Linked DNA regions of Mus musculus: region 2 is linked to region 1. Evidence: chromatin loops called from intact Hi-C (ENCODE). Cell type or tissue: heart. All regions are shown on one strand. Each heading gives the region's core, and the rest is flanking DNA. Links, peaks and the distances in the headings are about the cores only.

Evidence for each region. A loop is a pair of places that touch in the nucleus more often than their neighbours do. Peaks named below come from ENCODE experiments on the same cell type or tissue, not always from the same donor. Only the 100,000 strongest peaks of a DNase experiment are listed, where the experiment ranks them.
Region 2: it touches region 1 in a loop (2.4-fold over the local background); 8 of 42 quality-filtered maps call a loop at or near these places.

What each region holds. Positions count from the first base shown.
Region 1 is chr6:32,320,843-32,335,981 of GRCm38, reverse strand. All of the region lies in intron 3 of Plxna4 (plexin A4), which reads left to right. Among named protein-coding and RNA genes, the nearest start is that of Plxna4os1, 180 kb to the left of the region's middle. In heart, for the core only: CTCF peaks have their summits at 7,696 (motif pointing left) and 11,132; a DNase peak (open chromatin) is centred at 7,701; H3K27ac peaks cover 2,626 bases.
Region 2 is chr6:33,117,237-33,132,375 of GRCm38, reverse strand. No RefSeq gene overlaps it. Among named protein-coding and RNA genes, the nearest start is that of Gm22321, 36 kb to the right of the region's middle. In heart, for the core only: a CTCF peak has its summit at 5,551; no DNase peak of the experiment used is centred there.

The DNA of each region.
Region 1 (15,139 bases), core at 3,215-11,214:
TCTAAGAACAGTGTGGAGATTAGTTATATTCTCCTCAAATGGCTGCGGTTATGGAGGGTCATAAGTTGGGTGGCTTGAGACACTGGGAAACTATTATCTCTCTTACAGTTCTGTAAGGCAGAAATTTGAAAGTAAGGTGTTGGCAGAGATGTATTCCCCAATCCCCAAGACTCAGAATGGAACCTTTCCTTGCCCCACTTGACTTCCAGCATTGGCTTTCTGTTTGTGGTATTCCTTGGCTTGTTCTGTGTTACTATATTCTGTCTTCATCTCCTCATGGCACTTTCTTATTACTTTAAGGATGCCAGACTTGTTGAATTTGGCCATACCTTAGTTACCTTATCTTATCTTGATCACATCTGCAAAGATATTATATACAAATAAAGTCATATTCACAGGTATTGAGTGAGACTCCATATGTATTTGGGTAACACAGCTCAAGACACTTGTCTCCAGGGGTTTTTCACAGTAGCCAAAGATATAACAACAGGGACCTTGGTTATTAAATTGGTAAGAATTGCATTTTTCTTTCAGTTATTAACAAACTGTAAGTGACCAGGCATCTTTAAACTTCTCAGAAGCCTTGAAGTATCCATGCCTAAAGAGAAAGTATATATGTGTGTGCAGGCGCATGCATATAAAGCAAACATGCACACACATGCACACACACTTGTCAGAGAACAATTTATTGGAATTTGATTTCTCCTTCCACTGGGGGCTTCAAGGGACTGAACTCAAGTCATAAGACTTGGTTAGTAAGTGCTCTCAACCACTGAGCCATCTTGCCAGATGTCCAACAGGGCAGCTTTTAAACTCTCAATAAGCCACTGAGAACATCTATATAATCAAACTGGAACACTGAGTGAGATTTGCTCTCTTCTCCATGGTGTAGCCAGAAGTTACCAAAAGAAAGGATAGGTAGGGCAGCCCTGTAAGCAAAGGCAAGTTGAAGTAAGTGTCTATGTAGCCACTGGTGTTGCTGTGGGAGTCTGTCAGTCAGAGATCCCAGTAAAAACCTAGGCAGAGAAGGAGCCTGGCCCTTCTGCTCTGTATCTGTTGGGGTGGGAATTCTTGATTGTAATCTTTTCCTGATGATATAAGGAAGGCCCATAAAGTGTATTCTGTTTCCTGTCACTCACTGACTGCCATTCAAATACCTTCCCAGGAATCTTCGGTGCTTCTATTTTTGGCACGATTCAGTTCTCATCCATTTTCTGTTGTCTGCCCCCCTCCCTGTAGCACCCATACAATCCTTCCAGAACAAACTCTGGCTTCAGGCAGGACTCCCATTAGCCCCAGGGGGGGAAAAGCATTTAATCTGCAAAATTACTTTGAACTTATCTGAAGGGGGCTCTTGGATTCATAGCGTGTTTTCAATAGCCAAATCTCATTCCGGTCTCCGTGGGAAGATGGGGGGAAGATTTACTCCAGCCATTTTATCCCAAGTAAATCTTGACTATCTCGGGTTTTACATTTTAACGAGAAACAAGCACTTTATAATAACTGCCCAGATTAAACTCCAACATACTTTCAAACCATTAACCTGAAGGAATTGTAACGATAAATTAAACATATTAATGATGCTGTACTACAAGCTCAAAATTTGTTAGGTAATTGTAGATTATTAACAGCCAACATGACTTATCATCATCTATCACTGGGGGAAAATGGACTAAGACCCTGATTACATGGCATGTACACCCTGACAGAATAAATACAAACAAAAATGGCTGTTAGCAGGAAAGGCAGACCCGTTAGGGCATTTTATGAAGGATTCAAAGCAGGCAGCGTTTCCCATGTGGTTCTTTCTCTCCCTCCATCCTTCCTCACTCCCATTCTGCTTTCTCCTCTGCTCCCCTTTCCCTTCTTCTTTTCCCATCCATTATCCTCACTTTCTTCTTGGAGCTTAGCATCCCAGTAGAGGATTTGCTACGAATATCCTTGTCTAATGTTCTCCAGTAACTTTGTAGATAATACAAGTGTCTGTAGACTCTTGTTATCCATTGTCTTGCTGTCTCTAGTTACCTTAGAGTTGCTCACTGTGGTCCAGGTCCTCACTGGTCCTCTGGTGGATGTTGCGATTAATTGTACCTGAATTTATTTGTGTTTTGTGTGGAATCACTATGTGCTTGGAGGAGCCACAATGAGAGGGGGCTCATCCTATCTTAGAGGGTAGGGTTTATTTCCTGTAGCTGCCAAGATACGGAAGAGTAATGACCACAATAATGATGGTGATGGTGGAGTTGAAGTCTTCCTGCCTTGACAACCTTGTAGATTTCGTCAAGGGGTTTTCAATCTTGGGTTGAGTCCTTTTCCAGAACCACTTAATCATGGTCACCACTCTGCGTTAGCAGAGTCTTCTTCAACCATGGCCCATGAGATCCTCCCAGAGGACTGCCTGGCACAACGACACCCTGTACCATAGAGTTCTTGGGAGGCAGGAGGACAATAGACTTGCACTGGAGAGTATCTGCTATAATGGCTAGAATAAATCCCCTCATCTTTCCATGTGTGGGATAGTTTTATGCTAACTTGACACAAATTAGAAGTCATTCTGAAGAAGCTTCTATAAACAAAACAAAACAAAACAAAAATGCCTCCATACGAGTGTAGCCAAACCTGTGGGGCATTTTCTTAATTAGTAACTGGTGGAGGAGGGCCCAGCCCATTGTGGGTGTTATCATCCCAGAGCTGGTGGTCCTGGGTTCTGTAAGAAAGCAGGCTGATCAAGCCATGAAGAGTAAGCCAGGAAAGAATACTTCTCCTCCTTCCAGGTTCCTGTCCCATTTGAGTTCTTGTTCTGATTTCTTTCAGTGATGGATAGTGATGAGGAAATGTAAGCCAATGAAATCCTTTCCTCCAAGTTGCTTCCGGCCCTGGTGTCTCATGGCCACAAAAGTAACCCTAATGAAGATAAGAGCGGAATGAGATTTGGCTATTGAAAACATGCTATGAATTCTAGAACCCCTTCAGATAAATTCAAAAATAATTTTGAAGGTTAAATGGTTTTGTATATTAGTTTATGAATTGTATTGATGGATATGAGGAGGGCCAGGTCAACTGTTGGGTTGGGAGTTGGTGGTTTAGGCTCCTTCTGTTCCCTCCAATGGACAAGTCCTCAGGTCACTGTCAGGATTGGAGGAGCTAATGCAAGGACACTTTAGATCATAGTCAGACCAGATGGATCAAGCGGTAGGTGTTTTACTCCTCATCAATACACCCACATCCTTATGCTGTGAGATCTTTAATCTCTGTAAAGAGCTAAGTAAATGCTCATTTTGCCTACCGTCCAATCATATCCCCCCTGCTAACACTGATAAGTTTGGATAAATACCAAGGGGCACAGTAATAAGAAAGAAAGGGACATGTGGATGATGGGAAGCAGAGAGAAGATAAGCGTGTGATGTTGTTTTCTGTGGAATGAACCCATGTGATTAGCCAACTTGACCTTCCCTTGGGGTCCCAGGAGCATACCAGTCCTAAGGAAGTTAACTAAAGAATATCTTAACAGCTACAGTGCTAACTCAGGACTCTCCCATTTTTCTTGGCTTTGTGTTCCCAGCAGTTATCTGGCCTCTGATTCCATGAATCGTGTATCAGCCCTAAGCAGTATGCAGGCACAGGTGATTTACAGCCATGTTGTCGGGTAGGAGAGAAGAAAGAGTAGACAAGATGAAGTCACAGGGACCACAGCTCAGTGGCCATCTGAGTTATGAGTCTCTGCTTCCATCCATATCTTCCCTCCCTGGATTCCCGTTATGCCACCATAGTGTCCCATCGGCACCAGAGAATACATTGATATAAATGGGCCCCACCTCCAACCTGCTATTTCTCATCCTAAGGTCTTTCTGCTTGCATTTTCCGAAGACAGCTCAGAGCAATGGGGGGGGGGGTGACTATGCTGCTCATTCTGAATGACCCTGCACGTTGCAGAAAACGGAGTCTTGGGATTTTGTGGCATCCGTTTCCTCCTAAGCATCCCTTCTTATTCCAGAGTGACCCAATGACTTCTTAAGTCCATAATACAGAATAGGCCACAGTTATTTAAAAATACATATGCCAGCTGAGGCATTTAGGAAGTAAAGGCAAAGAGCTTCCTGAAGCAGGGGTGCCGGAGAGACTCTGCTTCTTTGGGGCCCTGTGTGCTTTGGGGGTTGAAATGGCATTAGTGTCACTCAGAGGGAGCTGTGGTCAGGACACCCAACTGCTCTTCCTTTAGTTTTTAAAAATGATTTTTAAGTGTGTGTGTGTGTCTGTCTGTCTGTCTGTCTGTCTGTCTGCCCATCTGTCTTGTTGGGGAGGGTGTGGGTATGTTCATATAAGTGCAGGTACCCTCTGAGGCCAGAGGCACCAGCTCTCTCTGAGGCAAGAGTTGCTGGCAGTTGTGAGCTGTCCACCTGGGTGCTAGGAATCAAACTTTGATGCAGAGCAGTACTGATCTTAACCACTGAGCTGTCTCTCCAATTCCCCCTGCCCCTCCCTTCTGCCTTCTTGCTGTGTGGTACACACATCTCTTGCATCCTGATGTGGGCTTAAGGGAAATAATGCAGGCAGCCCTTTTAGGGAAGCTAAACTCAAGCAAGCCCTTGTCTGTCTGGCTTATAGATTCTATGCAAATTGGGTCTCAGACCAAAGTGCCTGCCTGTGAAGATGTCTAGCTTCCTCACACAGTCTCTTTGAAACCCCTTCCCCTCTGTGTTCATTTTGATTGAACAATGATTCTACTATGGTGATTCCTGGTTTCTGCTTGAGATCTAGAAGACGGAAACATGTGATTATCCAACTTGACCTTCCCTTGGGGTCCCAGGAACACACCAGTCCTAAGGAAGTTAACTAAAGAATATCTTAACAGCTCAGCGCTAACTCAGGACTCTCCCATTTTTCTTGGCTTTGTGACTGGATTCAAATTTGCCAAGAGCCTCTATTTGCTGCTACCTTCTTCTGAGGCATGGAACCCTGTACTATTAATATCCCCCACCCTTTCTCCTTCCACAGCTTCCCTTCTTGCTCATGTTTAGGCTGGGCAGTGTTCCCAGGGACTTGGGGCTGTCCTAGGGGTCTCCCCATCCCCGTACACACGTGTGCCCATACACACACATACACTTACACTCTTAGTACATGCATTGTATCTCTCGGCAGAAGACTTTTGTGACCCTCCTCACCTCCCCACCGAAATAGCTTTTATTTCTCGAGCATTTGCCAGGCTCTAACACCTGTCCTCCCAAACGCCCTGCTTGTCCATCTCCCTGCCTGCCTGCATCTCTATGTGCAAACAGGCACATACCAGCATCTAAGATGGCTGGGAGGAAACTGCCTTTCCAGGGGATCAGAAACACAAGCAGATGCCAGGAATGGCCCGTCATCTCTTATTCATAGTGGTTGTTCATCCCCTGAATCAGGCAATGTGTACAGAGACTGTCACCACTGGCATAAAGCACATCCAAGAGGTTGCCACTGGCAGCTCCCTGGGAATTAGACCATGGTTTTAAAAAACAAAACAAAACCCAACAACAACAAACGCTTGCTTAGAACTCAGACACGCTAGGATAACTGTAGATCTTACGTTCACACACACACACCCTGGGCTTGACATTCTTGCCTTCAGCAGCTTGGCAGATAGGGGAAAAAAATAACGGTTTGTTTTGCGTGTGAGCAGAGTTAACTTAGCCAACCCCTGGCAAGCTTTTCTCTCTGTCAAGAGAGCTGGAGGGAGGTGAGGACAGGCAAGTATGTATGAGGGCAGCCAGGTAAGGAGAGACAGAGGCTGGCTGTGATCATGGGAGGAGTGGATGGCTAACATTCTCCAGCTGCTCACAGGAGGCCATGAAAGGGCCTCCGGGAGAGGTGTGCCTGCCACAGAGCACAGAAGGATGGGGGAGATCTTTGGCAATAAGTGATGTGTGGTTGCTGGCTATTGCTGGGGACACTCTCATGTCTTCTGTGACTGGAACCATCACTTCAAGTATAATAAAGCATCAAGGATTATCCAGTGCAGGATGCTAACTGGTTTAGGTTCCCTGAGCTTCTGACTGAGTCCACAGAGTTTCCATGTCTGTCAAGTTCCCAGAGGTCACTGGAAAATGGCCAGGCCAGCACTCAGAAGCTCTAGCAGGGGATCCTGAAGCTTCTTGCTTTAAATTCTTCTAGGGTATCCCGAGGGATGTATATGAATGTGGTTTTCATACTGTATCCACCAAAAGAAACACTTGGACCCTCTTAGAAGTGGAGGGCGGGGAAGTTACTGAGACTCCATCTCAGCACCCCTCTCACCAGACAGAAGGGAAGAAGTGAAAGACGTGCTCCTTTGGTTTCTAGTCCTCTATGGGTTGAACTGCAGTCCCCTAAAAGAAAAGGTGAATTCCTAACTTCTGGTGTTCATGTACGATGGCTGATTTGGATATAAGCTCTTTATGGGTGGAATCAAGCTAGGATGGAATCTGACAGGCTCGCAGCATCTGCAGAAGCCAAAGGAAGCAGACATTAAGGCGGATGACATGGGGAAGAAGGGACATTGCCACCAGCCAAGGAACAGCAGGGCTTAGGAGTAGTCACAAGAAGTAGGAAGGGGAGGACTCTAGTGGCCTTTTTAGAGATGTGACCTCTCGGGAACCATGACTTGAGACTTCAGAATTTGAGTATTTTGAGAAAAGCCTTTCTGAGTCTGGAACCATCTGTTTTAGTGTAGTCAGAGTAAACTGGTATACACGGTCTCGGGGGCCTCTCTGTGTTGTGCTCTTTTGTTTGGGTGACTCTTTTGTTTGGGTCTCATGCTATGCTGTCTTTGAAGGGAGATGCTCTGGTTCTATATCTGTCAGCGCAGCTCTGGGTCACGCATCTGTGGAACCTTTTTACCAGGACAGTTGACTCCGTTGGGGCCAGGAATGCAGGAGCATGAGGGGGGCACAGGAGCAAGGTTGGAGTGACAGGGTCTCCTCTTGGTAGTGTGAGAAAACCTTCTTAGAGGACAGGTAGTCCTCTTAAGTCCTGTGGAGAAGCACAGGAATCTCATAGCCCTGGGAGTGCGCCAGAGGAAAGTGCTAGGTGATTAAGATTTGGAGTTGAAGCCCTGCCCCCCCCGCCCCCCCCCGGGGGGCATGAAGGAGTGTGGGTACAGGTAGCTGAAAGAAGCAGGCTGAAGGGTTAGGAATGACAAGACCTGAAAACTGCCCTAGGTGGCTCTGTATATTACAGGCTTCTTTCTTATTAGTGTTTCCCTGGACTCAGCATGCCAGCTGACCACCAGGAGTGCTTATTTGAAGTTCAAGTTCCCAGGTCCCTATAGCTCTGATGAGTGATAATCCAAAAGGAAGGGACCCCTCTGGAAGCTGCCCTGTCATAAACTCCACAGGCAGAGTGTTGTTGTCCAGTCAGTGTAAAAACCGCACTGCAGATGCTTCTCAGTCGTGGAAAACAAAAATAGAAATAAAACAGACAAACACATGCCAGCAACATCACCACCAACAAAAAGTCTCCCTTTCTAGATAAACCTAGGGAAGACAGAAAGGAGTAGATCAAGAAATACAGAGATCTCAAAAGCGTTTTGGCTAGCTCTCCTTTAAATCGTCTTGCTCAGGACCTCTGCTCCATAGGACACCTTGGGGCAGGGGGAGCTTACTGGACAGGTCTTCCCTCCCTCGTCCTGACCCTGGTGCCATCGGACTGGAATCAGCGGCCTGTTGCAGCTCTGCCACCTACTGGCTGCAGGAGGAGATGCAAGATTCAGCGGGGATGCCACAGGGGTTTAAAGAGCAGCTTCAGAAAACCACAAATGAACAGGCACGTGGGTGTACGCATGCATGCACACATTCGTAGCCATTTATATACTAAACATGCACATCTACACACCTCCCTAGCCAGGCCCCTCCCCCCAGTCTTGTGCAGCCTGCAGCAGCAGCTGGGGTTATCTGTTATAGTGAGCACAGATGTATTAGATTTCTGTCTTAAGAGACAGATGAGATGGGAGAGAGAAGAGAGAGGGAAAGCCAAGTTCATGATGATGACTAGATGCTTTAAAAGGTTCCTTCCTCCTTCCTATTTTCTGGGATGGGGAGACCAAGAAGCAAAGGTGTTAGTGGGAGCTGTGGAGCTCCTCCCTCTGTGAGATAGGAGGAGAGTGGGTCTAGAACCTTGACTCCCAGCCCCAGGGAGAGGAGCACTGATCTTCCTTCCATCGAGCCCCCAATAGCCAAAACAACAGAGCACAGAATAATTAGACATCTCTCCCCCTGAAGCTCTGGATTTGGAGCACTATTGCTTTTTATCCCCCTCCCACCCCCCGCGTGCCTTAGTTCCCCTGTAGTGAGTAGGGTTACCAAAGGGTCAAGCTCACTGTGACCCCCTCGGGTGCTCTGAATTCTGGGCAGGCATGTTGGCCTGTTTGATTAGAACGGCTGCCAGTTCCCCAGGGGCTATTCTGCCCTCCCCGCCTACCTGCCTTCCTTGCACACACCTGCAAGCCCACTTGTTGTATGTAGATGAACTTCTGACATTGCCCTGCCTCTGTCTATGACCTCATGTCACAACCAATCAGGATTGAGTTTCATTGACCGAGTTACCCCAGTCTGGAGGGAAAACAGATCACAGTCTTTCCCAGGAGTCAGATTCTCCTACTCTGAGAGATTGCTTGCTGGCATGCAAACTCAGCTGCCTGGCTCCTACCCCTCCCCACGCCCTGCCTGCTCTCTCTGGCTCTTCACTCCCCGACTTTGGCTTTCTTCCCTATCCCCTTTTGAAGCAGCTTGGATGATTGGTTGCAACCTGAGCCAGCTAAGGAAAGGGACCAACTAGGAGGGTCTCCGAAGCTGGTGTTCAGACAATGTGGCACTATCCTTTGCTTGTGGGGCCCCACTGTGTTCTCACCACTCTCATCTTGGCCACTGTGGCTCAGCAAGAGTTATCGAGTGAGTATTGGATACCACAGAATGTAAGCAATCAGGAAAGACTTGGTATATCCAAACTTGCTTAATTCACACAAAGACCAGTAAAGCCAACCCAATTCAATTCCATTCAACCCGACTTAATTCAACCTAATCTAACCCAACCTAACTTAGTCTACTCCAGTCCAATTGAAGCCAGTTCAGTCTCTTCCAGTACAGTACATTTAACCCAATGCAGCCTAATTAAATATAACACGACACAATAGTATATACCTAGGTCTGAGAAATGGTAAGATTTATAGCACCTCATTTGTTCATGCAAATTTTTCATTGATCCAAAGGGGGAGGCGGAGGACTAAAGAGTGGGTTTTCTGTGATAAGTCTCTAATGCTTTACTTGTGAACCTGTTGAAAGGAAAATGAATGTCCAGGCCACATGGTAATGGCAGTAGGCTTAGTGCACGAGACCTGGCGGCGAGCTGCAGTGGTAACAGGGGTTTGTACAGTCATTTCACATCCAGTTTTTTGTCACGCATCTGCTAGAAGGCTGGTACCTAAGGACTCTTTATAAAGCTGGCTCACCCCAAGGCTCTAAGGGCCACCTATGTGCTCTACATGAAAACCCTCTTCAAAGTTGGAGGTGTGAAACCACTGTTGAGTAAATGCTCTAGAGAGAAGTTTTAAATCTGTGTTTTAAAATCTTACTAGATTGTGAGAGTTCAGGGCCTCTACTCCCCACCACCATTCCATCAGGGGAGAGGGAAATTAAAATAAGAAACCTACCATTTTCCAGAAGCCTAAATTGATTAATTCAGTTTCTGTTGAGAACGGGAAGGTACTCCGAGCTTCAGGTAGACAGCTTGCTGCAAAGACATGTGTTATCACCCCAATGCAAACATGGAAACGTGACTGGGAGACCTGAGAGAGTGCAGTTGAGACTACGGAGAGTCCCAGCTCTGATTGTCTCACTTAGAGAACTTTGACCTGACAATGGTATGAATGTGGCCAGGGTTCAGGAGACATCACGCCTTGGACTTTGATCTGTGGCATTTCTTGGGTCAGATGGCCGTAGGCTGGTCCTCTCCTGTGATGCTTGGCCGGGTGCAGCCCTCATGCTTGAAGTCACATTATCACAACAGGAATAAAGCACGACTGCCGTGTGTTCTGTTACTAACCTGGTGTGCTAGGCTGTGCACTCCCTGCTTTTCTTGCTATAACAAGATGCCTCATAAAAGCATCTTAAAAATGGGGGGGAAGAACTACCCCTTTACCTTCATGGTGCTATGGCTCATTTTAATGTACAAATGCTCACTGTTCACCTACTATACCAGCATGAACCAAACTGGAAAACAAATGGGAAACTGTTTTCCAAATCCCCTCCCTGAAAATGAATTATTTTAGAAAAGGAGACTAGGAAGGTGACCAGCTAAATTCCCTTTAGATCTTCCTGTCTCTGATCAGGATTTGACACAGTAGGTGCTCAGCTGATGTAAACCAGGCAAAAAGAGACCCCCAAAGCCCATTCCTAATGGACCAAAATAGGATTTCACACTGTCGATGCTTACTGTTCGGTAAAGGAATGAATAGACTACATAAAGGACCCTCCCAGAGCCCATTCACAGTGGAGCAGTATAAGAGTCCTTCTGGTCCTGTCCCTCAAACCCCAGGCACAGAAATGCCACTGCATTTCCAGCCCTCTCCAGTGCTCATCGTGGGTGCCAATGGAAAAGTTAGGGAGGGGAGAGCCATGGAGGAAGTACACAGACTCCAGATGCACGCATAGGAGAGGGGCGAATCGGATAATCTTCAAGCCCCTGATGCTTTTATTTATATACACTCTGCACAAAAAGTGATGGCAGCCCATTGGAGATTGAGGAAATATTCACATACATAGAAATCCAGGAGGAGGCTATGTGACATGACACAACTTTGTCGTGTTTGGCTGAGGAGGAAGCTACTCCATCATGACTTTCTCGGGTCCACTCTGAGGGATGAGAAATCAAGAAGGCCAGTTAAAAGGTCAAACTGTGGACCAAGAGGGAGGGTTTCGTCACAGGGCTTGTGTTTTGAAGGCTTAATAGAGATGCATTTTTGCAGTTTGAGAACTCGGGAGCCTGTAAAATCTGGACTCACTCACCTCTTGACTCTCACCTTGTTCCCTCATTACATCCCTCCTCCCATCATCTCCCTTCCACCTTCTTGCTGATTAGGGTTCACTCTGGAGACCCCAAAAAATCAGAAAGGAGCAGACAGCAGCCCTCTAGTGTCAGGTACTGACTTGAGACCAAATGTCTGATATGCAAAGACCTAAGATCAACAGGAAGAAAAGGAACCAACCACACCCACAGTCCTCAGAGCATAAACCATTCTGTTTTATACCTAGGCCACTACAGGAAACGTGTAAACCCTGAGGACTGTTAGTGTCTGTGTGTGCGTGTGCATGTGTGTGTGTGTGTGTGTGTGTGTGTGTGTGTGTGTGTGTGTGTGAAGAATGTGTAGTTTTTGAATTTGAAACTCACATTGCTTTGGGGGAGGTGGAGAAGTCCCTGAAACAGTTTTAGGCAAAACTGTAAAATCTGTGCAAACAGAGATACTTTTTTAATTCTTCAAAAGAGCTTCCTACACCCCCACCCTGATCTACCTTGGCTTCTGTTGTCCTTTTTCCTAGCCTTGCTACACACACACACACACACACACACACACACACACACACATGCATTTAGTTTATGTGTATATTATGTATGATAAAGATAGACAGATTTATGCTTATTGTGATATAATTACATGTAGCTATATATAATTATAGATATTTATTGTATATAATTTTGTAATTTGGACCTCGGGAAGCATCTAACCTTATCATTTTGCAATGATTCCTAGAGAAAAGAGTAGTCTGAGACAAGGCTGCAGAGTTGCCAACAACTGGACTAGGCCACACTCAGGTTTTCTTCCTGGGTGGGGTCTCTCTCTTCACCACCGTCTTCCCTCTCATGAGAGTAACTCTCCTTCAGCAAAGCATTTGTACATTAAAAGATGCTTAACCCCAAGAAGAATGCCTCACTCGCTGGAATCCAAAGGCGCTGGTCATTGTGGAGGAGGTCTTTGCACAACTATGTCTTCCCATGAGCCATTTAAAATTTATGTGAATAAAGTACATGTCCCATTGAAGCTACCTGGCTTTTGGGAACTGAGACAACTTCTCTGACCTGTGTTTTCTTCACTATGGAACACATGCCCTAAGGGTCCAGGGCTGCCGCCTGCTGCAAACCATTAGGATTAAGAAATAACCAAGTGTCTTGGTTCTACCAGAAATATCTATGTCACAGCATAGAGTATAGCATACCTTTCCCAGCTCCTTCACGGTGATCAGCTGGGAAGCAGGACATTATGGCTATGTAGTCTGAGTCAAGGAATCTCCTGTGATAGCAACTTTAGCTTAACTCTGATAGTGTGCTGGGTCCTGAGCTAAAATCTCCTTATCCTTACCTCTTCACACCAGCCGAATGCGGTCGGTTCTCTTGGTGTTTGTGTTTCATGGTGAGGAAAACAAAGGTCAGAAAAGCTGACTCATTTCCCAAAAATCCATGCAGCCAGTTCTACGCAGAATGGTGATTGGAATTTGTATAGCTTATTTAAATCATTACATTATTTAATACCTTGGGAAGGCCCAGTGTGATTGCTACTCTCCGTTGCTCACTTGACTACATCTCGACTAAAACCCAAGTGGCTGGGCACACATACAAGGGATTCTTTTCTTAGTTACAGCATTTGAAATGGAAGTCCCACTTATAATCTGAGGCTTTTGGAGTGGGAAGATAGATACACCTGCAACCCAGATCTTTTTATTATTATTATTATTAGATATTTTCTTCATTTACATTTCAAATGCTATCCCAAAAGTCCCCTATACCCATCCCCCACCCTGCTCCCCAACCCATCCACTCCTGCTTCCTGGCCCTGGCATTCCCCCGTACTGGGGCATATAACCTTCGCAAGACCAAGGACCTTTCCTCCCATTGATGACCTATTAGACCATCCTCTGCTACATATGCAACTAGAGACACAAGCTTTTGGTTGGGGGATACTGGTTAGTTCATATTGTTGTTCCTCCTATAGAGTTGCAGACCCCTTTAGCTCCTTGGGTACTTTCTCAAGCTCCTTCATTGGGGGCCCTGTGTTCCATCCAATAGATGACTGTAAGCATCCACTTCTGTATTTGCCAGGCACTGGAATAGCCTCACAAGAGACAGCTATATCAGGGTCCTGTCAGCAAAATCTTGCTGACATATGCAATAGTGTCTGGTTTTGGTGGCTGTTTATGGGATGGATCCCCGGGTGGGGCAGTCTCTGGATGGTTCTTCCTTCCATCTCAGCTCTGAACTTTGTCTCTATAAGTCCTTTCATGAGTATTTTGTTCCCCATTCTAAGAAGGAATGAAGTATCCACACTTTGGTTTTCCTTCTTCTTGAGTTTCATGTGTTTTGCAAATTGTATCTTGGTTATTCTAAGTTTCTGGGCTAATATCCACTTATCAGTGAGTACATATCATGTGTGTTCTTTTGTGATTGGGTTACTTTACTCAGGATGATATCCTCCAGATCCATCCATTTGCCTAAGAGTTTCATAGACTCATTGTTTTTAATAGCTGAGTAGTACTCCATTGTGTAAATGTACCACATTTTCTGTATCCATTCCTCTGTTGAGGGGCATCTGGGTTCTTTCCAGCTTCTGGCTATTATAAATAAGGCTGCTATGAACATAATGGAGCATGTGTTCTTATTACAAGTTGGAACATCTTCTGGGTATATGCAATCCAGATCTTTTGAGGTGGGAAGATCTACCTTTAATCTGGGTGACACCTTCTGGTGGAAGCCTATATAAAGGACACGGAAGAAGGGCAACCTTTGCCTGCTTGCTCTTGCTGAGAACTCCATTCCTTTGCTGGCATTAGAGTCTACATCTCCTGGATTATGGTGTATTCTGAAGACCAGCTGAGATATCCAGCCTCGTGGACTGAAAAACTACTGAATTCTTGTACTTTCCTTTGATAGACATTCACTATTGGACTACTTGGAGCACAGCCCATAAACCATTCCAATAAATTATATATATATATTGCTTCATAGAGAACCCTGACTAATACACCTAGAAGCTAACACCAGCAATGTAGAATAAATGCTAGCCAAATGGATATGATGCTATTAATATGTTAATATAACATTTGCATATTATATGAGTTCATTGATGACTGATTCTTTCAGCCATAGACTCCTATGGCCCTGGTGACTTCCTCAGTGGATAGCCTCAGTTTTCACATCTGAAGTATGGGAGAAATAATTCCCACAGGGACTGCAACAATGCCAATGGGTTTTGCTCAGTGCCTCAGAGTCCTGAGATCAATAGTGTAATTGCTGTGAAACACACAGACCATAGTACCGCTGCATAAATAATTGTAATCACTGTGCCCAGTGACAGACAGGATGGCTTTCCAATATCTTATTCTAAAATGCATTTCTCTGCAATTAAATTCACAGGCTTTGGGCAGAATGAGCGTCCCACATAGATAGACACATAGTATTTGTTTTCCCTGCTAGGCCCTGAGATACTTCAATTCTAGCTCCTCCTTCTCCTCCAGGCGCTCCCTTGCTGAGGTCAGAAGTTACCATCTGACTTGAGTGTGTCTTTAGGCCCCCCACAACTGCGGGTGGGGGTGGATAACAAGTAGTCAAAAGAGTCTTTGTCATATCCCAGCCATCCCCTCCCTGCTGGAACCTGGGGCCCCCTGCTTTCTACATCTGTGCATTCCAGCTCCATCTGGTGATGTCATCCAGGCACAGGGACACCCTTCTCAGTCCCACAACTTGAAGTCAGGGAAGGGTTCTTCTCTACAGTGTCTTTGGGGACAGATTTTTCTGACTGTGAGCCATTCACATGCCATACTCCAGGGATCAAGAATTCCAAGGCACTCATTGGTGCCAAGTCCAAGAATTTCTTTCTCAGGGTGCCTGCTTTTTTTTTTTTTTTTTAAGATTGGAGAGAGGGAAACCTACAGGATTGTAGTAGAAAGAGGAAGCATACAAGTAGTGGTCTATGCGATGGCACAGAGTGCCAAGAGGCTCCAGTAATTTGTTACTGGACAGTAACTGATGTCCTCACAATGGCATGTGATACCTTTAGAGGCCTTATTGCCAAGTACAGGTTTGGAGCCAAAACTGTCAACTCAAGCCTGGAGTCACTCTGATATCTTTAGTACTGTAAGCCCTG
Region 2 (15,139 bases), core at 2,321-10,320, 800 kb before region 1:
AGTTTTTACATGGCTTGGCCTTATCATAGTGCACATCTGTGACTTTATCCTTGGCCTAAATGTTTTTCCTTGAACACAAATTTGTCCCAAGTCTATTTCTCTTTTTAGTGTACTTATGTTAAGCTCATTGCATTTCTTATTATGTAGCTTTTACTGACTATTCTGAGGAGTGGGCCCATTCTATTCTTGATTCTAACTTTATTATATCATTCTACTAAGACCATCTCTAAAAACTTTCTTCCAAAATTATTTGAATCAAATCAGTAATTCTACATAATTATTATCTATTTGTCTAGATAGCATAACTACAAGATAGTACATCTTCATAGGTCTGGAAAGATCTGCTCAAAAAGGTGGGCTAATACCTAGTGGTTGTTATATATGTTTAATAATATCAAGAAAAGCACATTAATAGCAGGAATCTCTCCTAGAATGGATTTATCCTGGGCCTTGCCTACTGGAAATGAGCTCATCTCAGGAAGATCACTTGCTAGTTATTAGCTTCTTCTATGATGGCTCCTGACACATAAATATCGATTAGAATTGCACAATATTCAAACATTGCTTGATGGTTGTTTGTCATTTGTGTCCATGCAGAAGTTTTTGAAAGGGTATAATCTACAACACTGTGTGTAATGACCTTCAGAGACTTAGAACATAATACAGGGTAGATTTTTGGATGTGGGAGTGCTGGTGCATTATAGGAGGAAATCTATAGGTGTTGGGATACTCCATGTTCATGGAAGATTCTAGAAGCAGTACTGAACTCTCTAAATTAAGAGTAGAAATTATTATAGTGGAGAACGTTAGAAAATAATTTTATTCTTTTTTTAACGGCAGTAGAAGAAAACCAGAGGATTGGAAGAACAGTCTGAGGGTTTGTTCTTTAATGCCTGTATTGCTTGGCTATGACCAGTGATGACTGTTGTTATCTAAAGCCAGGGTTCTCGTTATGGGAGTTTTCTCTCTCTCTCTCTCTCTCTCTCTCTCTCTCTCATACACACACATTCTCTTATTCTCCCTCCCTCCTTCCCTCTTTTCCTTTCTCATTCTCTCACTTACTCATTCTCTTTCCCCCTCCCTCCTTCCCTCTCTGTCATTCTCTCCCTCTCATTCATTCTTTCCCTCCCTTCCTCTCTTTCCCTATTCTCCCCCTCCCCCAGGCTTTCTATAACTATTCTCTGCCCTTGCTTCACAGGGCCTAGGCTGCTAACTATCACTACCATGGGTACTTGGCTATCCCATCATGCTTTGCTGATTTATTTTAACACTTTCCATATATTTGTGAGCAGAACTTTCATTAAAGTCATTCCAGCTTCTCCACTTGCTCATGCCTTCTGTGTCAGCTCTGGTCCAGTTCAGGACCTCAGGGTCTTTGCGATGGTTATAATCTTTGTTATTGGATTTGGAATCACTGCTGAAACAACTTCTGCCTGAGTCTATGAGAGTGATTCAAGAAGATTTAATTGAAGAAAGAAGGCTTACTCTGAACATGGGTGGTACCATCAATGAACTGGGGTCCCAGACAAGATAAAAAGGAGAAATGAAGCCGAACACCAGTATTTAGCTCACTGCCTCTAGATGCAGTTTGACAGCTGCCTCACAATCCTGCCGTAACCTCTTGCTTGAAGTGATGGGCTGTACTTCCAAACTGTTCAAGTGTTTTATCTCAGTAAGAAAAGTAACTAAAACAACCTTTAAAATGTGGCAGCCAGCACTCACTTCCGCCTTTGCTCTGCCCCTACAGCTCTGAGTGCTCACTAACCTATAGGCTACCATGCTTGTGTAAGAGAGTCAAGAGAAGCTTGCCTCTCGGGGGCATTCTTGGAACCCTCACTAACTGCCCCAGTTCTGTGGACTTGGCGGGAGCAGACGGAGAGGGAGGGCTACTGATCTCTCAGTGCAGGCTAACGATGGCCACCATTTGCACTCTTTGCCAGGATCTTTGTGTGAAAAAGAGGAGTCTTGACCCAGACTTACCTCACCTCACTCTGAAAGAATTGCTAGCAATAGCAGAAATAAAAGTAAAGCTAAATATGCAATAACACCATTTTATAATCTCTTCTACCCATTATAGCAGTAATTCAATATCCACAGTGTTCCATGTTTCATAGTAAGCCCTCATTCCGTGTGTTCCTTTTGTAATTAAAAGGCTATAAAAGACAACATTTTAGTGTTATACATGCTTATTTTAGAAAAATCTGAAAAAATATTTTAAAAATTAAAGGAGAAAATGAAAAGGACCCACAATTCCGGAACAGCAAGAAGGCACGCTGCAAGAGCCAGAACATCCCCACTTTAAATAGCAGCTCCATCACTAAGAGTTCTAACCTTGCACCAGTCCCAACTAGAAAAAAAGGGATACCAATGCCCCTTCCCATCTGTGGCAAGACTTAGAGACAACATGCAAACCCTTCAGCACAATGCCTCATACAGGGAATGTGTGACCGAGACAGGCCTGGATCTGAGTCTCTGCTTTGTCAGTTGCAGGTTGGAAAAGACAGAAAAGTCCCTCCCTAACAAAACAGGGGCAGGAAGACACCAACCCTTTTCTAGGATGAGGCTGCTTAGGTGATGACAAAACAGCTCTTCATTACAATGAGAAGCACAAAACAGGCTCACACTTTGAAGCCATGGCCTTCGTCTTTCTTATTGTTTTATATCTGGGTCATCAACAGTGGCCATCTGAGGAAGGGAGTCAACACCAAGGTGACCCGATCTTCCGTGACCTGATCTTCCGTGGGAGATGTTTATGTAGTCAGTGAGACTGGAGGGATTAACTTTGTCTCATTCAGTGTCTCCAGGTGATGCCTTCAGAGAGGCATTTGTTTAGCTGAAATCTGTTAAAATATAGCAGCAGTAGCTCAGGGATTCCCAAAGTGCACGGGGCTGTGGCCCTTCCCAACCCTAGCACTCTGGGACTGAGAGATCTTGCTGCCAATAAACAGCAGTTATGAGCTTAAATTGAAAAAAAACACCCCCAATTTGGAAGAACTGAGAGAGTAAAGGGAAAATGTGGGTGCTCCTCAGACAGGAGAGGGATGCTGGGACAGACAGACATCCCTCTCTCCCTTCCTGAGTCGGACTTCCTTCTCTCCCTTCTCCTCGCCATCTATGAAAGTTTGTCAGCTTTTCATTTGTTTTATTTATGTTTGCTTGGTTAAGAAAATGACAAAAAAAATCATATCTTGTTCCTATGAACACTCTTCTAGGCACTTTAAAAATACTGTATTTGTTAAAACAAGCATGTCTGCAAGTACAATCATCAGGGTATGTGTGGGCCAATGTGCATCAGGCCTTCTGCAAAGGTTTATCTGAGCTTTTTATTCCCTCTCTATGTGCTCTGTAGTGTGTTCTATGGCAGTGTTTCTGTAACTAAATGTGTGTCACTTACTCATTGGCTATTTTAAGAAAACTGTAACACGTCATGACAGGTACACATCCTGGCCTGCCTGGACTGGCATTCTGACAGGAAGAGTCCAACAGTCAGTACTTTACATTATGATTATTCCAGGCTGCAGCATTCAGCATGAGTATTTCATCCGATGTTCTCTCTGGAAACAAGTTTCCATGGTGGGAGGGTGACAAAGGCCCAGTGGCTTGGTTCTGGGGTACCAGATTACCCACGGGTGTGACAGAAGACTCAGACAGGGAGCAGGGGACTCAAGGGCTCCTTTCTGTTCAGTCCTTCCCTGAAATGGTCATTGATGTGTGTGGGTCACACTTCTCTTCCCAAGTCACCACACTTCCCTGGGAGCTCCCACAGGGGCACACATGTACCCATACAATCTTAATGCATGGATCAGAGCATCGCTGAGCCCAAAGGCCATGCTGTTACGGGGCTTTCTTATCCCTTCATCTCCTGCAGAGGCTGTTTCAGCATGCCATGGGGTATCTGGGGATGATAAATTTTCTTAGGAAAATCATATTAAAGTTCAATTTGTTAAACCAGTCTCCTGATCTTATCAGTGGTGGGCAGTTGTTTTAGCACCAGAACCAGGAAGTGATAAATCCTTTAGGCTGAGTCTGCAGATGGTTATCCTTTCAGTGTGGATGAAATCAATGGGGAAGTCATCTAAGGGAATGTCCTCGAAGCTTATAGAACAGCAGCTAGGAATATTGCTTGATCAGATTGTAACCATGCATTATTTTCCCCTGGAGTGTGTGTGTGTGTGTGTGTGTGTGTGTGTGTGTGTGTGAATGATTTCAATAACAACGCTTTCAAGTTTCAGCTGGTTGGAACAGTCTTCTTCTGGCAGAATCAGCAGAAACACCTGTTACCCATAATCCTGTTCTCCACACACAAATTCAGATGGCTAACCATTGCCAAATGTTTCCTGAAGAATTCTAGAAACCAGGCTGGGAAGAGGGCGGTTTTATGCTACTGGCCGTGAACTCAGACCCACAAATCAAGTGCTTATCAGAGAGACTGGGGCACAGAGAGAGATACTCAAGCAGGCAGAGGGACACTACATGTAGGAAGAGCCTGTCTTCATGACACTTCATGGAGAGATGACTGTGAGGCTCAGCAGGTGAGTGCCTTTCTGGAAGCAAGTAGGGAGTACCCTTTGCTCCTCTTGCTTAGCCACCTATTCTGTGCTAAGAATGCTCTGTGTGCTGGGCACCATGCCCAGCAATGACAGTGAGATGCTTGGAGAAAGCATTCTTTGTTTGGAGAGCTCAAGATTTAGGTCAAGACCCAGCAATCTACCCTGATTATTCCTTTACATCCGAAACAGTTATTTAATCACTGAATTGATGCAAAAGAGTATTCTGTGGTCCGTGTAAATGGGATGAATTTCAGAGTCCAATCCATTGTTAAAGCCTTGGTGGAACACAGCCTTAATCATACATTTCTATATCACCCATGTTTACTACAGTATACCATAGACGAGTCATGGCTGCAAAGCCTGACTAGTGACTGTCTAGCTCAAAAAAGAACAAGTTGGCCAATGATGGTCTAAGGGTACAGACAGGGGGAGCTATTTAAAATGCTGGGCAGTAATAAGGCCAGCTCAGAGCATCCTCAATGTGGAGATGCAGACAACAGAGACATGAACCAGTCATTAGCAAATTTTACTGCTGTTACAAGGACATTGAATGAGCCATGGGGGGGGGGTGTCTCTTGAAAGCAATTGAAGGTGGGGCTGGTAGTGTCTAATATTCTGTATGACTCAACAGACCCATCAAATGAGTGAGAGATGTGGAGAAGCGAAGGAGAAGAGACTGGGTTAGGCTTGAATTGCATTAAAAACAAATCTGGAGATTAACTTGAATCCAGGGAGTGATTTGGTGGTGGTGGTGGTGGTGGGGGGGGAACGTATCTGGGAAACCAGGAATGGAAGGTAGGGAGGAAAACCAATAAATAGCTAAGGAATGTTTTGTTTTAATGACTGGAGACTGCTGTGGGTGGCTGGTCCTTACTCCTTGAGCTTCTCTGAGAAAGAGTGAAGCAAGTCTTGGGGGTTGCTCTCTGTTCCTGCTGAGGCCTTGACTCACTTATGAATGGCTGAGCTTATTACGGCCTCTGTATTTCCAGGTCTCACCTGCAGGCGGCTTCCGAGTCCCTTCTGAGGGATGTTGAACAGAAGCCAGAGAAGTGTGTAGGGAACTGTCCACCGCTGCTGTGCTGAAATCCTGGTCCTAGAGTGGTAGCGCGATGCCTGCTATCCTCTGCTGAAGAGCTGTCAAAGCAGCTGAGCTAGGACTGAGTTAAGTTTTGGCCCCAGGCTGTGATTCATTCTGCTGTACTGACTTCTCCTGCTGCTGGCTGCTCAGATTCCTGCCGGCTGAACGTCCCCTGGGGGATCCTTGTGTTTCGTGCTCTGGATGGAACACAGCCCTGTATTTGGAAAGCCTTGATACCAACTGGACTTAGCCTGCCTTGTCCTGGTTGACTTAGTAAACCATATATATCTTTTCAGACTAGAAAACGCTGCCCCTTTTAACTCATACATGTGTGATAATAATTACCTTGCTTCAAGCTTTTAAGAAAACATTGTGTAGATATGATGGAGTTACTATTCTTTCTGTCATTTCTTCTCTCTAATGCAAAAGACTTTCCAAGTGTTAAATCACTGCCATGACGTTGCTTGATTACCCACCCCCGAGGCCTTGGCTTGCTTACAATTGGTGAGTGTACACTTAGTGCTGCTTGGCAGGTAGAACGTGTCTCCTTGGACTCTATGGACTGAATTGGGTTCAGGATCTATGGCATCTTCCCACATCTTTGCTGGTCAGTCCATGACCAGGAATTTTTCCTTGAAAATGAAAATTGAATGAGGAAAGGAGCATGAAGAGAAGAAGACGTGGTGGACAGGAAAAGAGGAGAGGGATAGAAACAGAAGTAAGCGATGGAGAGAGGAAGAGGAGAGGACCGGAGGAGGAGTAAAGAAGAAATAGAGGAAAAGGGATGCAGGGGGAGGAGGGGAAGATGATGGGAGGAAGGGGAAGAGGATAAGAACAGAAAAATATGAGAAATAAAGAAAGACGTGGAGAGGGATGAGAAGGCAGAGGACAAGAGATAGCAGTGGCAGTGTGGGACACTTCTGAGCCAGCCACATTGTTTCAAGACAGAGAAAGTTATTAACGTGCTTGTGTGGCAGATGGTAAGAATCTTCACGTTATACTCTCGTCTCTTTCCTGGGACCCTTAGAAAGGCCCTTATCATAGTTCCAAGTCGACAACTCTGATTGTATTTGGTACTTATGCAACATCTGGAGAGAAAATAAGATTCTACTGCTTTTAAATATATGCCATATATCTCACCCTGAGAGAAAACCGTTTTAATTGCAGGGAGAAATAAACATGGAAAGGAGGAAAAGAAGGGTATACTGGCTGGTTTTGTGTGTCAACTTGGCACAGCTGGAGTTATCACAGAGAAAGGAGCTTCAGTTGAGGAAATGCCTCCATGAGATCCAACTGTAAGGCATTTTCTCAATTAGTGATCAAGGGGGAAAGGCCCGTTGTGGGTGGGACCATCTCTGGGCTGGTAGTCTTGGTTCTATAAGAGAGCAGGCTGAGCAAGCCAGGGGAAGCAAGCCAGTAAAGAACATCCCTCCATGGCCTCTGCATCAGCTCCTGCTCCCTGACCTACTTGAGTTCCAGTCCTGACTTCTTTCAGTGATGAACAGCAATGTGGAAATGTAAGCTGAATAAACCCTTTCCTCTCCAATTTGCCTCTTGGTCATGATGTTTGTGCAGGAATAGAAACCCTGACTAAGACAAATGGGGAAGAGAGAAGAGCAGTGAGCCATCTCAGGATGCTGTCCATACCCTGGGCCATCAAAGGTGAAGCAAATGCAGAGAGAAGTAAGAGCATCAGGGAACCACCGACATCCGGAATTCACTGCCCATCACTCGCTTTGTTTAGGCGAGGTGAATATGTCATGGGAAGATTATTTTGCTCAAATACATCCTCACAGCAGCAGAGTGATAGATAAGTCAGATATTGGCCATTCTGCTTCTGAGGGATCAGGAGTGAGGTCCTTGTTGTACCCTGTCGGGAAGCTGGAGTGCATCCCTGAGTAGTGCAGCTTCTGCCTTGCCTTTTGCCACTCCATCCCTCTACCTCCAACGCCATCACTTTCTTTATGGAAATTATGGGTGTTTGTGCCAATTTTCTGCCATTTGGAGAAAAGATTTTTTTTTAAAAAACAACCAAAACCCTCCAGTTTTGTAACAAGCCCCTTCATTTTCCTGCTTGTACTAGACATTGAAGGGCAGGTGAATTTGCTTTTCTTAGAGAAAAGCATAGATCCAAGGCAGCAGTTAAACCCGCAGTTGCAGATCTGACACTTGAAAGACTTCCCCGTCATTGCTGTGTTTGGAATCTGCAGTAAGCGATATGTCTTGTGTGCCAAGTGCTGCATCTTTCTTACACGATCTCCAGTTCTGAAAATCTGACAATCTAAAAAAGAGTGCCCCCCCACCCCCATCACACAAGCCAGTTTGATATCCCTATTTGTCCCCAACAGATAAAAAGGCTCTAAGGCAGACAGATGTCAAGGGGCTTTTCTTGGGTTCTTATTAAAATCAACAGAAGAATCAGTGTTTGGGGGTGAGACTGCAAGCTTCTTTCTTACTTACTTGTGAATTAACTAAACTATACTTTCTTAAGCACATGGAATTTAAAAATATTTCAAGATATCATTAATTTCAGCTTCTCTTTCCCTTCAGAAAGGAAGCCTGTCTGTAACTTGCACTATAATTGGGGAGGGGGAGAGTTAATGCAAGGACTGATCAACCCCATCCTACCTGAGAAGATTTGACGACATCAGAAAGCTGGAGGGTCCCAAGCTATAACGTGGTGGTAACAGATGTGAAGGTGTCTTCATTCTTCCTCCAGGTGCTTCAGGCCTGTGCTTTGTCAGCTACAGATAAGAGTGCTAACTGTCAAAATGACCTGACTTAGAAACAAAGCCAAACTACATTTTCAAATTTCAGTGAAGACTCATACTATATGTAAATAAATTCAAAGTTAACAAAAAGGATTGAAAGGAGCTTGAATTCGCTGGAGCACACTTATCAAAAAAAAAAAAAGATGTATTTGATGGTGGAGTTTGATTGGATTAGAAAGTGTCTAGGGTATTAATGAAACACACCTTTGGGTGAATCTGATTATTTCTAATTAGACAGGATGAACTGAGGGCAAAAGACCTGAATGTTGGTAACCCCAAGTCTTGGACTGAATGAAAAAGGAGGAAGGAAAAAGTTAGATCTATTTTTTTTTTCTTAGTAGGATCATGGATCAAGCTGAAAGCTGCTCCCACTGCCATATCTTCTCTATCATAGGGGACTGTATTCCTCTGGACTTACAACCCTTACTTCCTCTGGTTGTTTTTTGTCAGCTATTTGGCCACAGTGATGGTGTGTCAGGCATCAATACAGAAGGTGGGGTGATATCATCCACCCAGCACACCCTTTGGAGTATACCCTGATGGTGTGTGATCAGCAGCTTAGCCATGAAAGTCAATTTCTCTGCCTCCCAATACCACACTCACCAGCCTAAAATCTGGAGTTTGAGGACCATGGCAGGTTATACTCCTGAGGAAGTCAGACGTTTTACTAGGGTTCTCTTAGAATAGACATAAGAGAAATGTAAGGAGTTTCTGAAGGTAGAATTTGGCAGCATTGGTCTGTGACTCAGATCAATGGCATCTTAGCTAATTCTATAGGGAGCTGTGAAGAACTCTCCCAATTGGGTGTTGTGACTCTAAACTCCCCACTAATCAATTGTTAGATGCAGACCAATTTGGGAAGGGAGTATGACCTTGGGCTGTATGACAATCTTTAGTAATTTCCCAAAGGGTGCTGGCAAGTTGCCTAAGGCTCCCAGCAGCTGGGCAGCAATTCCTTCACTCTGGGTGACACATCACAGCATCCATCATCAGGACACAAAGATAGAAAGAGATAATTCCAACAAAGAAACAAGAGTTAGACAAAGACTGCCTAGTGCCTCCAGCCCCTCAAAACCATCTTCGGGCAGTATACCTGCTATAAATAGCCAACAAGCTGTGGAAGATGCAAAGACATAAGCTGAGGTGTTGATGTACCAGTATTGTTTTTGATGGCTGCACACTCCTGAGTCTAGTAAAGAGGGCATGCTCACTCTCAACAGGAAGCCAGACAGAGCGTCAAGTGTTGATTTGACAAGGAGGGGACCTGACCCATGGTAATGTGTCCTCGTTGTTGCTAAGAAACCTGTGTTTGCAGAGCTCAGACTGGTTTAACTCAAACTGCTCTGGAATATACTAAGCAACTGAGGGCAGATCCCCTAGGATTCCAACTATGTAACAAGAGCTGGGCCATGCTGGGGTATTGGTCCCCATGTCATTCTTACTGGTGAGCGCTGACTCAAACTGGGGTGCTAACCCCCATGCCATTCTTACAATGATGAAGATTACTGAAAGTATTTGGGTGAGCATCTCTGAAAGCCTTCCCCTCACGGTGACTGGAGCCTCAGGACCATAGTTGCTCATGAACAGAGACTGATCCTAGACATGGAAAACAGGTCACAGGAAGGCATCCTTACTACACTCAGATCTACTTGAGGATCTGAAACATCTGGTCTACATGAAGAGACTTCTCATAAAGTGGGGTTACAGCTGACAAAGGTTCTAATGTGGAGGACTGACCGGCCATTTTCAGCAATGATCATCTGAGCCATGAAGAATTGGAATTGGGTATACCAACCTGGACAACACTCCTTATTGATTTGATTGTCTTTATCTTAGAAGGTTATCTCCTAAACCGGATCCATGTTTACTCCCTCCCAATTAATTCTCTCAACAGACACTTTTGTGAATCTGCTCTGGAATAAGCATTGAATTAGAAGATGTACCAAGTTACAAAGACAAATGTGGGAGACTTTCCCTTGCAAAAGTCTCAGTAGACTTTATGGTGGTGATTCCTAGACTGGACATGTCAAACTGCGTGATTCAGAAGATAATTGATGAAGAATGCCAGCCGGCACTCCACATTTGGACCTCATTGTCAGCTGAGAGTTTAGAATGCCTTCAGGATATGCCCTAATTGTGATAACATTGTCTGGATTAAGTCTTTGTCACAGAAAACATCTCCTTTACTACCACAGAAACCGTTCCTCCTTCACTATGTTCCCATCATGCATTCCTATGTGTGCAACAAATGAAGACATTGGATGGGACAATGATTGGAAATTCAAGTAAAAAATCAAGTTGGCCCTGTGATGCTCTCAACCCAAACAGCTTCTTTTAAGCATGTCCTCCAGATAATCATTAAGACCAACTTTAATAAAAGAGCTGTTAAGGACTTTAGGGACGGCAGACATGAGTTCTAATATCTAATTTAGTTTTTTTCTTTCTATGACTTTGGGGATGGTATTTAGCTTAGCGTGCCTCAGGTGTTTTTGTTTTGTTTTGTTTTTTTCCTATGAAATAAATAAACTCATGCTCTCTCAACTCAAAGAATTCAGAGTTTTTGAATGAAATGCTATACTAAAAGCATGGGCTTAGTGTTCACATAGCTCATGGAAAGTATAATAAATTACAATAATTTTAAAGCACATATCATCTCTCTTCTGAAATCTTAAAGAAGACCTAATCCTGGATATCCAGTGCTGGAACTGGGACAGGATTTAGGAAACCTGGAGAAAGAGCACAGGAAGCTGGGGCACCATAGAAGAACAGATTGGGAGACAGGGTGTTGAGATTGTTCAGAACCTAATATGAGCAAAATATTTTTCCTCATTTTCTTTCATGGCATTCCTTTCTAGGGTCTCTCTACTTTATTTCCACTGTGAATACTTAAGAGAAGTGCAGAGGGAACCAGCTGTCATGCCATAGTCTCCCAGCCGCAGCAATGGTCCTTATTTTGCTAGCCATGTGAGACTAGCTTTGGTGCCTGCAGTGGTTAATATGCCAGATGACAGTATCCAGAGTTACCTAGGAGACAAGCCTCTGCTCACATCTGAGAAGGAGTTTCTACATTGGGTTAGTTGAGGTGGGAGGATCCATCCTGCATAGAGGTGGTGCTATTCCATGGGCTTGGGTCCCAGACTGAATGAAAAGAGGCAAGTTGAACATCAGCATTTGTCTTTCTCTGCTTCCTGAACATGGGTGTAATGAGGCAGCTGCCTCACAACTTCACTACCAGCACTTCCCCCACCACCATGGCTGTGTCTTCTCACTGTGAGCCAGAATGAGTCCTCCCTTCCTTAGGTTACTTTTCTTCTGGTATTTTGTCACAGCAGGAGGAAAGTAACCAACACAGTGTCTTGACTTTCTGCTGTGTGGGAAGGTGTCTCTTAAGCTTACTCTCTTGGCTACAGGAGGAGTGAGTAAAATATCAATGCCAGCCCCACAGAGCTATCACACCAGACGACTTTGTGAACCTTGGAGAGCACCCGTTATCTCATTGTTTCAAGTTTAAGAGATTTTTGACAACATTAAAATACTCCAATCTGGCAGCCTTCCTTCACACACTGGCCCACAAATCCCGCACAACCATACTATACTCCTTCCTCTAACTCCTGTCACATTACGCCATGTGAGACAATTCAAAATTAAAATGACAAATTAACTCTTAACTGCTAAATATTTAATGTCCAAAAAAAAAAGCTGTTTAAAACTCATAAAAATCCAGGCAATAAATCTAAATACTAGACTGGGAAGTGTTATATTACCTTTTATTTCTTTTATTTATTTATTTTTTGCAGCATCTTAGTCTTGTCTTTATATTAAGAGTTTCCCAATTGGAAAATACACAGCAAATTTAGTGCAATAATTTATGAGCATGTTCTTATATCCCCATCCATTTTTCCTCCATTGTTGTTTGTAACAACATCAATTTGTCACTATGCAAAGATAAGTGATTTTTAATTCTTTTCTTCTAGTGTTGGCCCTTGTCTAATGGAGTATACTTGTGTCCAAATCACATTTCTTCTATTATCCTTGAAAAAAAAACAAAAAAAACCTCTGGTTTGGTTTTTAAAAATTTAGGTGATAGTCTCCAAGACCAGGCTGGAGACTAGTTTGAGACCAGGGATAGGCAATCTTCATTTCCTTCCTATACCAATAATTCCCTCTCCAAATCTAAGCTACTTTTATTTCTACTAAGATGAGTCATAATACTTTTCCACAAGTCAGTGATTGTTGCTCACGTTAGCATCACTTCCCGTGAGTTTCAACCCCTTTCCTCTTTGGGTATGGTCACACAGATTCAACATTACAGATATTATTGTCTGAATAAGAAATATCCCCTGTTGGAGGTGGAGCATTTCATTTGTACCTCAAGGAACAGAGAGACCAGAGACCAGATAGGAAGTGGGCCCAGGTTATAAACCTCAAGATCTGATCTCCAGTGAGCCACTTTCTCTCCTGAGGCTCCACCTCCAACAGGTTCCACAGCCTACTCAAACAGTATCACTGTCGATGGGCCAAGTGTTTGAATGCCTGTGTCTGCAGGGGATATTTCTTATCTAAGCATCATGACCTAATGTAATCTCTGGTACTCAAATGGTAGGAAATGATAGCAAATCAGATTCACACACACACACACAGGCAGAAAGAAAGAGAGAGAGAGAGAGAGAGAGAGAGAGAGAGAGAGAGAGAGAGAGAGGGAGGGAGGGAGGGAGGGAGGGAGAGAGAGAGAGAGAGAGAGAGAGAGAGAGAGAGAGCCTAAAATAAGATAGAAGTTGGAGCTTAAGCCACAGGTATTTATTTCCAACATCAGACATCTCTGAGATCTATAAGGATCTAGGTTTAGTTGAGCTGAATCTAAACTTCACCTGGCTTCAAACAAGAGTCTGGGACTGGGCACAGCTAATGAAATCCATGCCCAGCTTTAGACCATATGGAACATGACCTGCCTCATTGGTCATTCTCTAGGATACTCTTACTGGTCTTCCTCCCTATTACAGCTTCAGTCCCACATCCAGATCCATTAGGCAACCCAGGACAAAGTAACTGTCATATGTCACCTGTGATATATGCTATATACAGTACTCCCCCACTGACATTTCAGTCTGAAGGACAAGAAATAGGGTGTGTTGATTTTTCTATCCCCCAAAGTCATCAGGATGATACAAACACGGTGGAAACCAAAAGGCATCTGTTAATTATCATTCATATAAAGAAGACAGTTTGAGATTCCCCCAGAAGCATGACCATAGTATAGTATCCTTTCCATTACCTTGTGTCTGCATGTCTCTGCATGTCTGGGTTACCAAACCTATTTCCATGCAAAACGTCACAGAACTATGGATTATGAGTCTGTCATTTTTTTTCTTCCCTTTGAAAAATCTATGCACTCAACAAGACTGCAAGTTTGTATCCATAAATTACTTCTAAACATTATCTCAAGGCTACCATAGGACTACCTGATACAATTGGCCTCTCCCACTATACAATAGCCTGCTGTGTGGAAAAAAAATTATGGGAAATGAGGGCAGAACATTGTAAAGGTCCTTTATGTAGGATTATCTCAGGTCAGGATGTCTGTGGCTTCATTTGATCCCTTCAACCCCATTCTAGAGATAAGAAGCTAAGGCTCTGAGGGGCAAGGGACTAAGACAGGGACTAAGACCTTAGAAATAGAATTTGATTCCAGCCCAGCCCAGCCACATATTGACTTCAGAGTCCACATCTTTTTCAGTTTATGTTCCTTAGAAGAAATCTGCCTTATAACTCAGTGAAATGACTGAAGGGCAAGGAGGCAGAGAGGCAAGCAGTACCCTATACTGTAGAACCTGCACACACCGTGGCTTGGTGATGAAGGGACAGAAACAGAGAGCTTTGTGTCTGGCTTTGATTTCTCCAGCAGAGGGCAGATCCCTATCTGTCCCATTAATAGCTGTCTTCCCCCTTGCTTAGCACAATGTCTAGCTCCTTATTTGTGCCTGTCTTTGCAAAAATATTATTCCTGGCCTATGTTGTTGAGTTTGGATATTTCTTGTTTGTTTTTTGGTCTTGTTTTCTCTTTTCTTTTCTTTTCCTTTCTTTCTTTCTTTTTTAACAGTTGAATATCAGCAATAACCATCAAATGTACTTTTATTGATTTTTTTTTTTAGCTATCCTGCTTGCTGAAAACTTTATAAATATGTAATCAGTACATCTTGTCCAGGAGGCAATTGATCTGTGGCTTGAAACTACACTGTCCAATGTGATGGCCACTGGCTACATGTGACTATGTAAATATTGATTAAATACAATGAGAACTTCAGTTCCTTCGTTACACTCATTCCACATTTGCAGGTTTCAACAGTCACACACGGCCGGTGGCTTCCTTGCTGGACTAAGTGCATAGAGATTCTGTCCGCCGTTACAGGACATGTTATGCGGCAGCATTAACTTAGAGCATGGGCTTTGGTACCAGACAGACTGGGGACATGAGGAACGTAGCCACGGGGAAGTAACTAGTTACCATCTGCAATGTAGAAATAACAGTTCTTCCTGCCTTGGCTTCGGTTTCCCAGGAAGCAGAACTGGAAACAGAGGCTGTTTATTGAGGAGAACCATTGGGAAGAACAGCAGTAATGATGGGGTGTTATGAGGAGGGGGAGACCACATGTGAGTATCCTTTAGAGCTGCCTGATACTGCAACTGTCAGAAAAGCTGTACTGGTGCGTCCCAGAATCTGTGCTCTGGGAGTATTGGGGAAG